2 separate regions of the Homo sapiens genome follow, and region 2 is linked to region 1. Evidence: read pairs that join two places in POLR2A ChIA-PET (ENCODE). Cell type or tissue: HepG2. All regions are shown on one strand. Each heading gives the region's core, and the rest is flanking DNA. Links, peaks and the distances in the headings are about the cores only.

The links. Peaks named below come from ENCODE experiments on the same cell type or tissue, not always from the same donor. Only the 100,000 strongest peaks of a DNase experiment are listed, where the experiment ranks them.
Region 2: POLR2A ChIA-PET joins it to region 1 with 6 read pairs; 5 of 35 experiments call an interaction of 5 or more read pairs at or near these places.

The regions. Positions count from the first base shown.
Region 1 is chr1:26,934,108-26,942,289 of GRCh38, reverse strand. NUDC (nuclear distribution C, dynein complex regulator) reads right to left here. Exons shown (of 9, transcript NM_006600.4): 3 at 630-833; 4 at 472-537. Among named protein-coding and RNA genes, the nearest start is that of NUDC, 16 kb to the right of the region's middle. In HepG2, for the core only: no CTCF peak of the experiment used is centred there; a DNase peak (open chromatin) is centred at 3,949.
Region 2 is chr1:27,024,795-27,031,350 of GRCh38, reverse strand. No RefSeq gene overlaps it. Among named protein-coding and RNA genes, the nearest start is that of TENT5B, 15 kb to the right of the region's middle. In HepG2, for the core only: no CTCF peak of the experiment used is centred there; a DNase peak (open chromatin) is centred at 3,540; H3K4me3 peaks cover 1,180 bases.

The DNA.
Region 1 (8,182 bases), core at 1,379-6,378:
GGACGGAGTCTTGCTCTGTCGCCCAGGCTGGAGTGCAGTGGCGTGATCTCGGCTCATGGCAACCTCCGCCTCCCGGGTTCAAGCAATTCTCTGCCTCAGCCTCCCGAGTAGCTGGGATTACGGGCGCCCACCACCATGCCTGGCTAATTTTTGTATTTTTAGTAGAGATGGGGTTTCACCATCTTGGCCAAGTTGGTCTTGAACTCCAGACCTCGTGATTTACCCACCTCGGCCTCCCAAAGTGCTGGGATTACAGGTGTGAGCCACTGCGCCTGGCAGGTTTTTATTTTTTTAACCTGGATCCTTTGGTTCAATGTCTCTGAGTGTGATCTTAAAGTATGGGGAAGATTCCCAAAGCCAGGAGGGGAGGGGATAGGATAAGGAAGGGTATTCCAGAGAAAGCAGTAGGCAGGAGATTTCCTGTAAGTTCCAAGCTCCTGGCTCATCCCAAGTCCCTGCAGTCCATCTCACCTGCTTCCCTGGGGAGTCAAGGCTGCCGTTCTTGAGCTGGGCCTCATGATTCTCTGCATCCTTTTTCTGGGGCAAAGAGCACAGCAGTTGGCAACAGGACCCCACTGCTCAGTGCCAGGGGGGATCTGAGGGGTGGAGAAGGGAAGCCCACCCTTCACCTGGTCAATCTCTAGCTGCAGCCTCTCTGCCTCTTCATCAGTTAGCTCCTTGATCTGGGGCCCTGAGGTCTCTGACTTGGCTTCCTTGGCCAGTCTGGCCGCCCGCTCCGCCTTCTCCCGCCGCTCGGCCTCCTGCCGGGCTCTCTTCTCCCGCCGGGTCTTCTGTGCCAGCTGATTGTGGTGGCTGAAAGTCTGTGTGATAAGCTGGAGAGGGAAGAAAGGCCATGAGGCATCAGAGCAGGGGACAGTGTCCCACAGCCTGGAGTCCAGCCCCACTCTCTACCTGCTGGGTGCAAGGGCAAAGCACTGCACCCAGAAACTCGGTTTCCTCATGTGCAAAATGAGGAAAATACATCTATCTCATAGGGTTGTAATGACAATACCTGCAAAGCACCTGTCTCAATAAACTGGCTGTTTTAAAAAGTGATGCTTGGCCGGGCGCGCTGGCTCACACCTGTAATCCCAGCACTTTGGGAGGCTGAGGAGGGTGGATCACAAGGTCAAGACCATCCTGGCCAACATGGTGAAACCCTGTCTCTACCAAAAATACAAAAAAAAAAAAAAAAAAAAAAAAAGCTGGGCATGGTGGCGGGGGCCTGTAATCCCAGCTACTCGAGAAGCTGAGGTGGGAGAATCGCTTGAACCTGGGAGGCAGAGGTTGCAGTGAGCAGAGATCGTGCCACTGCACTCCAGCCTGGTGACAGAGCAAGACTCCATCTCAAAAAAAAATAATAATAATAAATAAAGGAATTGGAGACTAATCTGGCCAACATGGTGAAACCCCGTCTCTACTAACAATACAAAAAAATTAGCCAGGCGCGGTGGCGTGCGCCTGTAATCCCAGCTACTCAGGAGGCTGAGGCAGGGGAATTGCTTGAACTAGGGAGGTGGAGGTTGCAGTGAGCTGAGATCAGGCCACTGCACTCCAGCATGGGTGACAAAGCGAGACTCTGTCTCAAAAAAACCAAAACAAAAAAAGTGGCGCTGTTTAAAGTAAAAACTCAAGCCTCAGTCCCTCACAAGCCTTTCCTGAGTTCTCAGGCCCACTCCTCTGACTAATCACTCTTACTCTTAGTGCATCCTGTCTCCAAGACCACAGTCCAGCTATGCAAGACTTGACACCACACCCAAAAAGGACACGTTAGCAGAAAGCCAGGGAGCTTTTTTTTTTAATTTTTTTTTTTGAGATGGAGTTTCACTCTTGTTGCCCAGGCTGGAGTGCAGTGGCGTGATCTTGGCTCACTGCAAGCTCCGCCTCCCGGGTTCAAGTGATTCTCCTTCCTTAGCCTCCCGAGTAGCTGGGATTATAGGCATGTGCCACCACGCCTGGCTAATTTTGTATTTTTAGTAGAGATGGGGTTTCTCCATGTTGGTCAGGCTGGTCTCGAACTCCTGACCTCCAGTGATCCGCCTGCCTCAGCCTCCCAAAGTGCTGGGATTATAGGTGTGAGCCACCGTGCCCGGTCAAAGTGCTGGGATTATAGGTATGAGCTACCGCGCCAGGTCAAAGCCAGGGAGCTTTCTTGAAGGAAGAGCCTGTTCACCCTCTCTCCAGCAAGCAAGCTATCAACTTCAAATCCTTTTTCTCCACTACACCTTCCCAGGAGGTTTCCACTCCAGGATGTGCTAGCCAGCCTCCCTGCTACCCAAGGACAACCCTCCACCCATACTATTGCCACCTGTCATTATTTGGCTCCTGGCCTTAGACAAGTGAACAACTTTGACTCTTTCTAAGCCTGTTTCCTTATCCGTCATGAGGATTGAGTATGACAGCACAAATCAAGAGCCTAGTGAGGTCCACATCACAGGGTTCCCCTGACCTGCAGCATCAGCATCACCTGGAACCTGTTAGAAACGCTAAATCTTAAGCCCCACTCCAGATCTACTGGATCAGAAATTCTGGGGTATGGCCAGGCAATCTGTATTTTTAACAAGCCCTCCTGGCCAATTTCCATGCATACTTCAAAATCACACCTAGATTTGAGTTCCTGGTCTACTCTTACCTGCGTGACCCTGAGGTCATGTCTCTGTGCCTCTATCTTGTTATTATTATTATTATTTTTGAGGCATGGTCTCACTCACCCAGGCTGGAATGCATTCGACCTCCCTGGGCTAAGGTGATCCTCCCACTTCAGCCTCCCCAGTGGCTGGGACTATAAGTACATGCCACCATGCCTGGCTAATTTTTGTATTTTTTTATAGAGACAAGGTTTTGCCATGTTGCCCAGGCTGGTCTCAAACTCCTGGGTCAAGTGATCCACCTGCCTCATCTTCCCAAAGTGCTGGGATTACAAGTGTAAGCCATTATGCCTGGTCTAAGTTATTATCTCTAAAAACAGTCTTGGCCAGGTGTGGTGGCTCATGCCCGTAATCCCAGCACTTTGGGAAGATGAGGCAGGTGGATCACTTGAGGCTGAGGCGGGCAGATCACCTGAGGTCAGGAGTTCTTGACCACCCTGGCCAACATGGTAAAACCCTGTCTCTACTAAAAATCCAAAAATGAGCCCGGTGTGGTGGCACACGCCAGTAGTCCCAGCTACCTGGGAGGCTGAGGTGGGGGAATCACTTGAACCCGGGAGGCAGAGGTTGCAGTGAGCAGAGATCGCGCCACCAGCCTGGGTAACAGAGGGAGACCCTGTCTCAAAATAAATAAAAGCAATCTTGGCATGTGTTGTTCTTTGCCTAGAATGTCTCATCCCCATTCTCAGGTCACCTGGCAAACCAATTCATCCTCCATGACCAGTCAAGTGTCAAAGTTTCACCTCTGGCCAGGAACATACCCTTAGGACACTCAACTCAATGCCAACCCATACACAGTGTGCATGTGCACACATACGCACATACCCCTAGAGGCCTTGCAGGGCACTTGCCATGTGATCAGTGGTCAATAAACCCTCTTTCAAGCATCTCTAAGGCAGAACTGCAGGGAAAGCTCTGCAGGGGCTCAAGGTCACAGAAGTCACCCACGGGCCCCCAGACCTGGGGTTCTGCTAAATGCCCTGTGGATTCTCACCCATTTGACGCCAAATTCTCCTGCTATGCCCAAACCCCCTGTCCCATGCCACACCACAGTAGCTCCACACTCTACAAGGTTAAAGAACACCAAACGTACCCCCTAAACCACAAATTAAACTGGTAGGGGAGGCCATTCTGCTGTCAGTAGAAACAATAGGTCATAATTACACCAGCAGAGGCTGTTCCACCACAAGGCCTTGGTCCTAAGTCCCTAATCAGAGAGACCTTGAACTAAAGGCATTTGCCAACCAGTGGCCAAAGGGAGGTGGGAGCAGGGCCCTCCCCTCTCCCAGCTCCACTGAATCATGTCACATCCCATTTGTACTTCCTTCCTAGCTCCTGGAGGTTAAGCAAGGGCAGAGCTAAACCACCAGGCAGAGTCAAGGCCAATCACAGCAGCCTCTGACCCATCCTCCCATCAGCCTGACCTAGGCCCAGCCTCAGACAGATAACCCCAGGGTTGTGGAAGCTTACCCAGAGGCTGTCACCGACTCAAGCTTCGGTCACTGGACACATCTTTGGGAACCACAGCCAACCAGGGTGGGGAGGGCTGGGCCTGCTCTAAATCCAAGCCTGTCACTCTCCCCCAGAAGAGGCCCAGGACAGTACAGGCATGTGCCACCATGCCAGCCTTCTCAAATACTTTTCAGAAGGCAGAAGAATTTTATGAAATAGCTGTTATTCAAATGCTAATCCAGGTCGGGCACGGGGGCTCCCATCTGTAATCCCAGCACTTTGGGAAGCAGAGGCAGACAGATCACTTGAGCCCAGGAGTTTGAAACCAGCCTGGGCAACATAGGAAGACCCTGTCTCTATAAAAAATACAAAAATTAGCTGAGTGTAGTGGTACCTGTAGTTCCAGCTACTCGAGAGACTGAGGCAGGGGGATTGCTTGAGCCTGGGAGGTCAAGACTCCAGTGAGCCATGATCACATCACTGCACCCCAGCCTGGGTGACAGAGCAAGACTCTGTCTCAAAAAAACAAACAAATAAATAGAAATAAAAATAAATAAATAAAATGCTAGTGCACTGAGGAACTACATCTGTGCAAATAATTTAAGTTTACCAGGTACAGTGGCTCATACCGGTAATCCCAGCACTTTGGAAAGGCCGAGGCGGGCAGATCGCTTGAGCTCAGGAGGTTAAGACCAGCCTGGGCAACGTGGTGAGACCCCGTCTATACCAAAAATACGAAAATATTAGCCAGACACGGTGGCATATGCCTGCAGTCCCAGCTACTCGGGAGGCTAAGATGGAAGGACTGCTTGAGCCTGGGAGCCGGAGGTTGCTGTGAACTGAAGGTTACAGTGAGCCGAGATTGCGCCGCTGCACTACAACCTGCGTGAGAGTGAGAACCTGTCTCAAAACAAAAACCCCCCTAAACAATGGGGTTTGGAGTTTCTAGGGTGGTGAACACATCAAGGTGTCGGGAGGGTGGCACACCCAGAGAGGGTACGGAGGCTCCAGGCCCCACCCCCATACCTAGCCCTACACAGCTATTTGGCTGTTCCTGAAGTTATGTCTTTTATAATAAACAAGTAACAGTAAATAAAGCACTTTCCTGAGTTTTGAATCATTCTAGCAAATTATTAAACCTGAAAAGGTGGTCATGGCAAACCCCAGTTTACAGCTGGTTGGTCAGAAGTACACGAGGCAATTTGGAACTTATAACTGGTGTGTCAAGTGGGCACTGTCTTATGGGACTGAGTCCTTAACCTGTGGAGTCTGCAGTAATTCTGGGTAGTTACGGTCAGAATTCAATTGAATTGTAGGATACCCAGTTGGTGTCCAGAGAACTGGAGAACTGGTCGTCGAGTGGTGGAAAAACCCCACACATTTGGTGTCAGAACGGCTGTGAGTAAAAACCATTCTTAGGATGCAATACGCAAAATCCAGATTGTGGGAAACTTTGCCAGGACAAACGACCCTTTATTCAAAAAACAAATTGCAAGGAAAAAAGAGGTCTCTTGTGTTTTATTTTTTAAATCTTAAAATTTTTTTTTGTAGGCCAGGTAGGGTGACTCACGCCTGTAATCCCAGCGCTTCGGGAGGCCAAGGTGGGTGGATCACCTGAGGTCAGGATTTAGACCACTGGAGTTCGAGACCAGCCTGGCCAACAAGGTGAAACCCTGCCTCTACTAAAAATACAAAAATTAGGCTGGGCTCGGTGGCTCACACCTGTAAACCAGGCACTCTGGGAGGCCGAGGCAGGCGGATCACCTGAGGTCGGGAGTTCAAGACCAGCCTGACCAACTTGGAGAAACCCTGTCTCTACTAAAAATACAAAAATTAGCTGGGCGTGGTGGCGCATGCCTGTAATCCCAGCTACTTGGGAAGCTGAGGCAGGAGAATTGCTTGAACCCAGGAGACAGATGTTGTGGTGAGCCGAGATCAGGACACCGTACTCCAGCCTGGGCAACAACAGCAAAACTCCATCTCAAAAAAAAAAAAAAAAAAAAAAAAAAAAAAAAAAAAAAAAATATATATATATATATATATATATATATATATTAGCCGGGCGTGGTGGTGGGTGCCTGTAATCCCAGCTACTTGGGAGGCTGAGGCAGAAGAACTGCTTGAACTCAGGAGGCGGAGGCTGCAGTGAGCCAAGATCATGCCACTGCACTCACGCCTCAGCACCAGAGACTCCAAGTCAAAAAAAAACAAAACATTTTTTTTTTGTAGAGATGGAGTCTCATTATATTACCCAGGCTGGTCTTCAACTCCTGGGCTCAAGTGATCCTACCACCTCAGCCTCCCAAAGTGCTGTGATTACAGGCCTGAGCCACTGTGCCTGACCCTTAATTTTTTGTTTTTGTCTTTGTTTGAGGTCTCTTAATTTACAGGTTTCTATCACCCAGTGTAAAGTGTGAACCTTACTTGAATTAGGAATCAAACAATCGTAATCAAATACCCAATAAAAAAGACAAATGTCTTGACTAGATGATATATGATATCATCTAGTTCTGTGTCCCCACCCAAATCTCATCTTGAATTGTAGTTCCCATAATCCCCACATGTCATGGGAAGGACCTGGTGGGGGGTAATTTGAATCATGGGGGTGGCTACCCCCATGCTGCTTTCTTGATAGTGAGTTATCATGAGATCTGATGATTTTACAAGGGGCTTTTCCGCCTTTGCCTGGCACTTCTCCTTCCTGCCACCTTGTAAAGGTGGTACCTGCTTCCCCTTCACCTTCCACCCTGACTGTAAGTTTCCTAAGGCTTCCTCAGCCATGCAGAACTATGAGTCAATTAAACCTCTTTCCTGGCCATAGTACATGAGGGTTCTGTATTAGTCTGTTCTCATGCTGCTATGAAGGAATACCCTAGACTGGGTAATTTATAAAGAAAAGAGGTTTACGGCTGGGCACGGTGGCTCACGCCTGTAATCCCAACACTTTGGGAGGCCAAGGGGGCACGGAACACCTGACGTCAGGAGTTCGAGACCAGGTTGGCCAACACAGTGAAACCCTGTCTCTACTAAAAATACAAAAATTAGCCAGGCGTGGTGGCAGGCACCTGTAATCCCAGCTACTTGGGAGGCTGAGGCAGGAGAATCGCTTGAACCCAGGAGGCAGAGGTTGCAGTGAGCTGAGATCGCCCCACTGCACTCCAGCCTGGGTGACAGAGCGAGACTCTGTCTCAAAAGAAAAAAAAACAAAAAACAAAAACAAAAAAACCTGTCCTGGCCGGGCGCGGTGGTTCACGCCTGTAATCCCAGCACTTTGGGAGGCCAAGGCAAGTGGATCACGAGGCCAGGAGATCGAGACCATCCTGGCTAACACGGTGAAACCCCGTCTTTACTAAAAACACAAAAAATTAGCCGGGCATGGTGGGGGGTGCCTGTAGTCCCAGCTACTGGAGGCTGAGGCAGGAGAATGGCGTGAACCCAGGAGGCGGAGCTTGCAGTGAGCCCAGATTGCACCACTGCACTCCAGCCCGGGCGACAGAGCGAGACTCCATCTCAAAAAAAAAAAAAAACCTCTGTCCTTTATAAATTACCCAGTCTTGGGTATTTCTTCACAGCAGCATGAGAACGAAGTAATACCTTGTCACAGATGAGCTTTGGACTGGGACTTATGGGTTAATGCAGAAATGAATTAAGACTTTGTGGGGCTGTTGGAAGGGCATGATTGTGTTTTGAAATGTGAAGACATGAGATTTGGCGGGGGTACCAGGGGCAGAATGATACCGTTTGGCTCTGTTTCCCCACCCAAATCTCACCTTGAATTGTAATTCCCACATGTCAAAGGCAGTACCAGGTGGAGGTAACTGAATCACCAGGATGGTTTCCCCCATGCTGTTCTCATGATACGAGTGAGTTCTCACAAGATCTGATGGTTTTATTAGCGTCTGGCATTTCTTCTGCTGGCACTCATTCTCTCTCCTGCCAATCTGTGAAGAAATGCCTTCTTCCATGATTTTAAGTTTCCTGAGGCCTCCCCGGTCATGCAGAACTCTGAGTCAATTAAACCTCTTTTTTTTCTTCTTTGAGACGGAGTCTCGCTCTCTCGACAGGCTGGAGTGCCATAGCAC
Region 2 (6,556 bases), core at 1,557-6,556, 89 kb before region 1:
GTGCCCCAGGTGGCTCCCGGGCACTTTCAAATTTGAGAAGCCTTTTTTCTACAAGAGTAGGCCTGAGTATTTACAGGTTTAAAAAGACGCGGTGGCTCACGACTGTAATCCCAGCACTTCGGGAGGCCGAGGCCGGCTGATCACGAGGCCAAGAGATGGAGACCACCCTGGCCAACGTGGTGAAACCCCGTCTCTACTAAAAATACCAAAAAAAAAAAAAAAAAAAAAAAAATAGCTGGGCTTGGTGGCGTGCGCCTGTAGTCCTAGCTACTCGGGAGGCTGAGGCAGGGAGGATCGCTTGAACCCAGGAGGCAGAGGTTGCAGTGAGCCGAGATCGCGCCACTGCACTCCAGCCTGGTGACAGAGCAAGACTCCGTCTCAAAAAAAAAAAAAAAAAAAAAAAAAAAGACAGACAAGGCCAAGGCCAGGCACGGTGGCTCATGCTTGTAATCCCAGCACTTTGGGAGGCCGAGGAGGGCGGATCACTTGAGCCCAGGAATTCAAGACCAGCCTGGGCAACACTGTGAGACCCAGTCTCTACAAAAAAAAAAAAAAAAAAAAAAAAATTAGCCAGGTGTGGTGGCGTGCACCTGTAGTCTCAGCTACTGGTGAGGCTGAGGTGGGAGAATAGATTCAGCCCAGGAGGCAGAGGTTGCAGTAACCCTTGATTGAGCCACTACACTCTAGACTGGGCAACAGAGCGAGGCTCTGTCTCAAAATAAATAAATAAATAGGCTGGGCGCAGTGGCTCACGCCTGTAATCCTAGCACTTTGGGAGGCCGAGGCGCACCTGAGGTCAGGAGTTTAAGACCAGCGTAGCCAACATGGTGAAACCCCGTCTCTACTAAAAATACAAAAATTAGCCAGGCGTCGGCCAGGCGCGGTGGCTCACGCCTGTAATCCCAGCACTTTGGGAGGCCGAGGCGGACGGATCACAAGATCAGGAGATCAAGACCATCCTGGCTAACATAGTGAAACCCGTCTCCTCTACTAAAAATACAAAAAAAATTAGCCGGGCATGGTGGTGGGCGTCTGTAGTCCTAGCTACTCGAGAGGCTGAGGCAGGAGAATGGCGTGAACCCAGGAGGCGGAGCTTGCAGTGAGCCGAGATCACGCCACTGCACTCCAGCCTGGGCGACAGAGTGAGACTCCATCTTAAAAAAAAACAAAACAAAACAAAAGAAAAAAATTAGCCAGGCGTGGTGTCACATGCCTGTAATCCTAGCTACTTGGGAGGCTGAGGCAGGAGAATCACTTGAACCCGGGAGGAAGGGGTTGCAGTGAGCCAAGATCACGCCATTGCACACCAGCCTGGACAATAAGAGTGAATAAGAGTGAAACTCCATCTCAAAAAAAAAAAAAAATTAGTAGTGTATAAATAGACCACATAATCTATGAATTGTATTCCATTATAGGAAAGGGGCATTGCAAGATACTTGTTACAAAAGGGGGCGTGAGGCCTGCTGGGGCTGGGAACCCACTGAGGAACACTCACTCCTGTTTTCAATCAACAGCATGGCTCTGAGGAAACAGAAGCAGGAACTAAATGGCGCTTGAATCTGAGGAGCTTCTACCCTGGCAGGCGAGATGAGATAGAGACGCAAATCGCCACCTTCCTGAGCCTCAGTTTCTTCACCTGTGAAATGGGCTTTCTCACCACTCACCTCTGCCTGCCTCCCTGCAGGGTCGGATCAGATGGGCCGAACCAGCTTCTAGACAGGGAGGGGCTTCATGAGCCGCTCCACACCTGAGGGAAGGGAGATTGGAACATCTGCCCTGCTCACATCGTGCCAGGGACAGCTCAGGCTTCTGTGCCTATCTTGGTCTTCAGACTCCAGCCTCTGGCCCTGCAGATTCTCTCTCAGGGCCTCGTCTGCTTTCTCTGGTGTCCCTCTCTCTTCCACCTTCCTTCTCCACTCCCCTGTATCCCCGCACCACCGAAATCCACACCTGTCTGAAGCTTGTACCAAATTAGCAAATTGGCAGTTTCTGAGGAGGGCAAGCCAGCCTTGACTACATACCAGACACTGCTCACACACTGGGTCTTTTATGCTAGCCCTGAGAGGTAGATGGTGATGACCTAATGAATAGAGGAGAACACCAAGGCTCAGTGAAGGGGAAGGGTTCGCACCCAGGTCACCCAGCCAATAAGAGGCCAAGATGGGATAAGAACTGGAGCTTTGGCCGGGCATGGTGGCTCACGCCGGTAATCCCAGCACTTTGGGAGGCCAAGGTGGGTGGATCACCTGAGGTCAGGAGTTCAAGACCAGCCTGACCAACATGGAGAAACCCCATCTCTACTAAAAATACAAAATCAGCCAGGCGTGGTGGCATATGCCTGTAATCCCAGCTACTTGGGAGGCTGAGGCAGGAGAATCGCTTGAACCCTGGAGGTGGAAGTTGCGGTATGCCGAGATCACGCCATTGCACTCCAGCCTGGGCAACAAGAGAGAAACTCTGTTTCAAAAAAAAAAGAAAAAAAAAAAAGAAGAAGAACTGGAGCTTTGACTGGGCACGATGGCTTATGTCTGTAATCCCGGATCGCTTGAGCCTAGGAGTTCAAGACCAGCCTGGGCAACATCTCTACAAAAAATACAAAACTTAGCTGGGTGTGGTGGCGAGTGCCTGTAGTCCCAGCTACTCAGGAGGCTGACAGGGGAGGCTGGCTTGAGCCCTGGAGGTTGACGCTGCAGTGAGCTGTGATTGTGCCACTGCACTCCCAGCCTGGGCTACAGAGTGAGACCCTGTCTCAAAAATATTTTTAAAAATGTTTTAAAAGTACACACACTCAAGAGGGGAGTGTGGGTGTACTCAAGAAAGTCACACAAGGGGCTTTGTGGTTTCTATTTTTTTTTTTTTTTTGAGGCAGAGTTTCGCTCTTGTTGCCCAGGCTGGAGTGCAACGGTATGATCTCGGCTCACTACAACCTCCGCCTCCCGGGTTCAAGTGATTCTCCTGCCTCAGCCTCCCGAGTAGCTGGGATTACAGGCACGTGCCACCACGCCCGGCTAATTTTTTATTTTTAGTAGAAACGGGGTTTCACCATATTGGCCAGGCTGGTCTCAAACTCCTGATCTCATGTGATCTGCCCACCTTGGCCTCCTAAAGTGTTGGGATTACAGGCGTGAGCCACTGTGCCCAGCTGTGGTTTCTATTTTTATAGGTTTCTTTAACCAAGGGGTGGAATATTTATGAAAGTTACTGGAAAAAGGTGGAGATTTCTTGGAACTGTGGTGCCACCCATTTTTACACCAAATATGGGAACTATAGTGGTGCTGGTGGGTGTGTGATTTTTAGTATGTTAATAAGCGTATAATGAGGTCCTAGGAGAAACCTGGGTCAAATCCAGCACCATGCTGTGTCCAGTTGGTCTCAGCCAGCTTGCTCCATGCCCTGATTGTTCAGGGTCTTATGAGCCCCTAGCTTCTGCAGTTATTTCAACAGCTTCCTTTTGCTAGTCATGTGAAACTGCTGCCTGGAATTTTCCATTCTTCTGCGACCCATGTTAGTCCTGTCTCACCTTCACTCATCCCGTGAATATTTACTGAGCACACACAGGTTTCCAGGTGCTGGATTACATAGAAAACAAAATCCCTGCTCTCCTGGAGCTTTGGTTCCAGGGGCGGGAAATGGGGCAATAAATAGGTAAATACGCAGCATGGTAGATGGTGTTAGGTGCTTTGGAAATAGAGAAGAGGCTAGCAGGTGTGGGGAGCGAGGGCGCCATTCTAATTGGATAGTCAGAGAAGGCCTCCCTGAGAACAGGAGACATGGAGAAGACGACCTGGAGGAATTGAGAGAGCAGCCATGTGGGGATCAAAGGAGACCGTGCCAGGCAGATGGAAGAGCAGTCGCAAGGCCCTGAGGTGGGAGCGTGCCTGGCATGGTTGAGGAACATCAGGGAGGCCAGTGTGGCTGCCCCCGATAAGGGAAGGGGTGTGGGAGGAGATTTCGGCTTGTATTCCAAATGAGAAGGAGGCATTAAAATGACATGATCTGACTTGTGTTTAGAAAGGATCACACTGGCTTGCTGGGATGAAAACACTGTAGGCGACAAGCACGACGGCAGAAAGGCTCCAAAAATCCTGGAGAGTGGGGCGTGGCTTAGACCGCAGAGATGGCAGTAAGCTGGAGGTGGGGCCAAGATGTGGTCAGGGCCTGTTTGGGTTCTGAAGGCAGAGCCACAGGGCTTGCTGACGAATGAGAAAGTGCAGCGTGAGAGAAAAAGGAGTGGAAAGTGGCTTCAGAGTTTGGGGCCAAGAACTGGAATTTGCCATTTGCTAGGACTTCAGTTCGAGAAGTCAACATTGAACGTGCAAAATTTGAGATGACTACAAACATGAAAGTAGAGATGTTGACTAAAATTAAATAAATGAGCCTGGAGTCCCAGACAGAGCTCTGGACTGGAATATATAAATTTGGGATTTTGGGAGAGAGAGGTTGCAGTGAACCGAGATCACACCACTGTACTCCAGCCCGGGTGACAGAGTGAGTGAGATGTCGTCTCAAAAAATAAATAAATAAATAAATAAATAAATAAATAATAAATAAATCTGGGATTTGCCAGCACAGAGATGGTATTTCAAGCTTGAGACTGGTGAGATCACCAAGGGAATGAGTGTAGACAGAAAAGAGAAGACCAGGGAATAAGTCCTGGGCATTTTATTCTTTAGAGGCTGAGTGGATTCGGAGGAAACCACAGCAGTCAGTGAAACAGAAGGAAAACTAGGACACTGTGGTGTCTTTGAAGGCAAGGGAAGGTCCGCACATGGTGGCTGACACCTGTAATCCCAGCACTTTGGGAGGCTGGGGCGGGTGGATCACTTGAGGCCAAGAGTTTGAGACCAGCCTGGCCAACATGGAGAAACCCACATCTCTACCAAAAAATACAAAAATTAGCTGGGCGTGGTGGCCTGCGTGTGTAGTCCCAGCTATGCCAGAGGCTGAGGCACCAGAATCACTTGAATCTGAGACGGAGGTTGCAGTGAGCAGAGATCACGCCACTGCACTCCAGCCCAGGTGACAGAGCAAGACTCTGTCTCAAAAAAAAAAAAAAAAAAGCCAAAGGTAGAAAGTATTACAAGGGGCCAGGCACATTGGCTCACGACTGTAATCCCAGAATTTTGGAAGGCCGAGGTGGGCGGATCACCTGAGGTCAGGAGTTCAAGACCAGCCTGGTCAAGATGGTGAAACCCTGTCTCTACTAAAAATACAACAATTAGCTGGGCGTGGTGGTGGGCACCTGTAATCCCAGCTACTCGGGAAGCTAAGGCAAGAGAATCACTTGAACCTGGGAAGCAGAGGTTGCAGTGAGCAGAGATCGCACCGCTGCACTCCACCCTGAGTGACAAAGTGGGAATCCATCTCAAAAAAAAAAAAGAAAGAAAGTATTACAAAGAAGGAATGATTAGCTGTGTCTTGGGCAATTTAGAGATTAAATAAAATATGAGGATTAATAATTAATAATTAAAATGGGAGAAAATTTTGCAAATCATATAAGGGACTGTATCTAGAATAAAGAACCCTTACAACTCAATGATAATAAATAGCACAATTTAAAAATGGGCAAAGGAACTGAATTGACATTTCTCCAAAGATACAGATGACCGATAAGCACATGAAAAGATGCTCACCTCCTTAGCCATCAGGAAAATACAGTCAAAACCACAATGAGACACCATTTCACACCCATCAGGATGGCTATAGTCAAAAAGGACAGTAATCAACAAGTGTTGGTGAGGATGTGGAGAAACTGGAGTCCTCAAACACTGCTAGTGAGAATGAAAAATGGTGCAGCTGCTTTGGAAAACAGTCTGGCAGTTCCTCAAAGGGCTAAACAAAAAAATTACCTTATGACCAACATTTCTACTCCTGAGTATATACTGAAGAGAAATGAAAACATATAGGCCAGGCGCGGTGGCTCATGCCTGTAATCCCAGCACTTTGGGAGACTGAGACAGGTGGATCCCTTGAGGTCAGGAGTTCGAGACCAGCTGGCCAACATGGCAAAACCCCATCTCTACTAAAAATACAAAAATTAGCCGGGTGTCATGGTGCACGCCTGTAATCCCATCTACTTGGGAGGCTGAGGCAGGAGAATCGCTTGAGCCCAGGAGGCAGAGGTTGGAGTGAGCCAAGATCGCACTATTGCACTCCAGCCTGGGTGACAGAGCCAGACTCCATCTCAAAATAAATAAATAAATAGTTTTTTTAAAAAAATGGATGAATTATGCCAGGCGCGGTGACTCACGCCTGTAATCCCAGCACTTTGGGAGGCCAAGATGGGGGGATCACAAGGTCAGGAGATCAAGACCATCCCGGCTAACACAGTGAAACCCCATCTCTACTAAAAACACAAAAAATTAGCTGGGCGTGGTGGCGGGCGCCTATAGTCCCAGCAACTCGGGAGGCTGAGGCAGGAGAATGGCGTGAAGCCGGGAGGCAGAGCTTGCAATGAGCCGAGATCGCGCCACTGTACTCCAGCCTGGGCAAAAGAGCAAGACTCCGTCTCAAAAAAAAAAAAAAAAAAAAAGGATGAATTATATGTTATGTGATT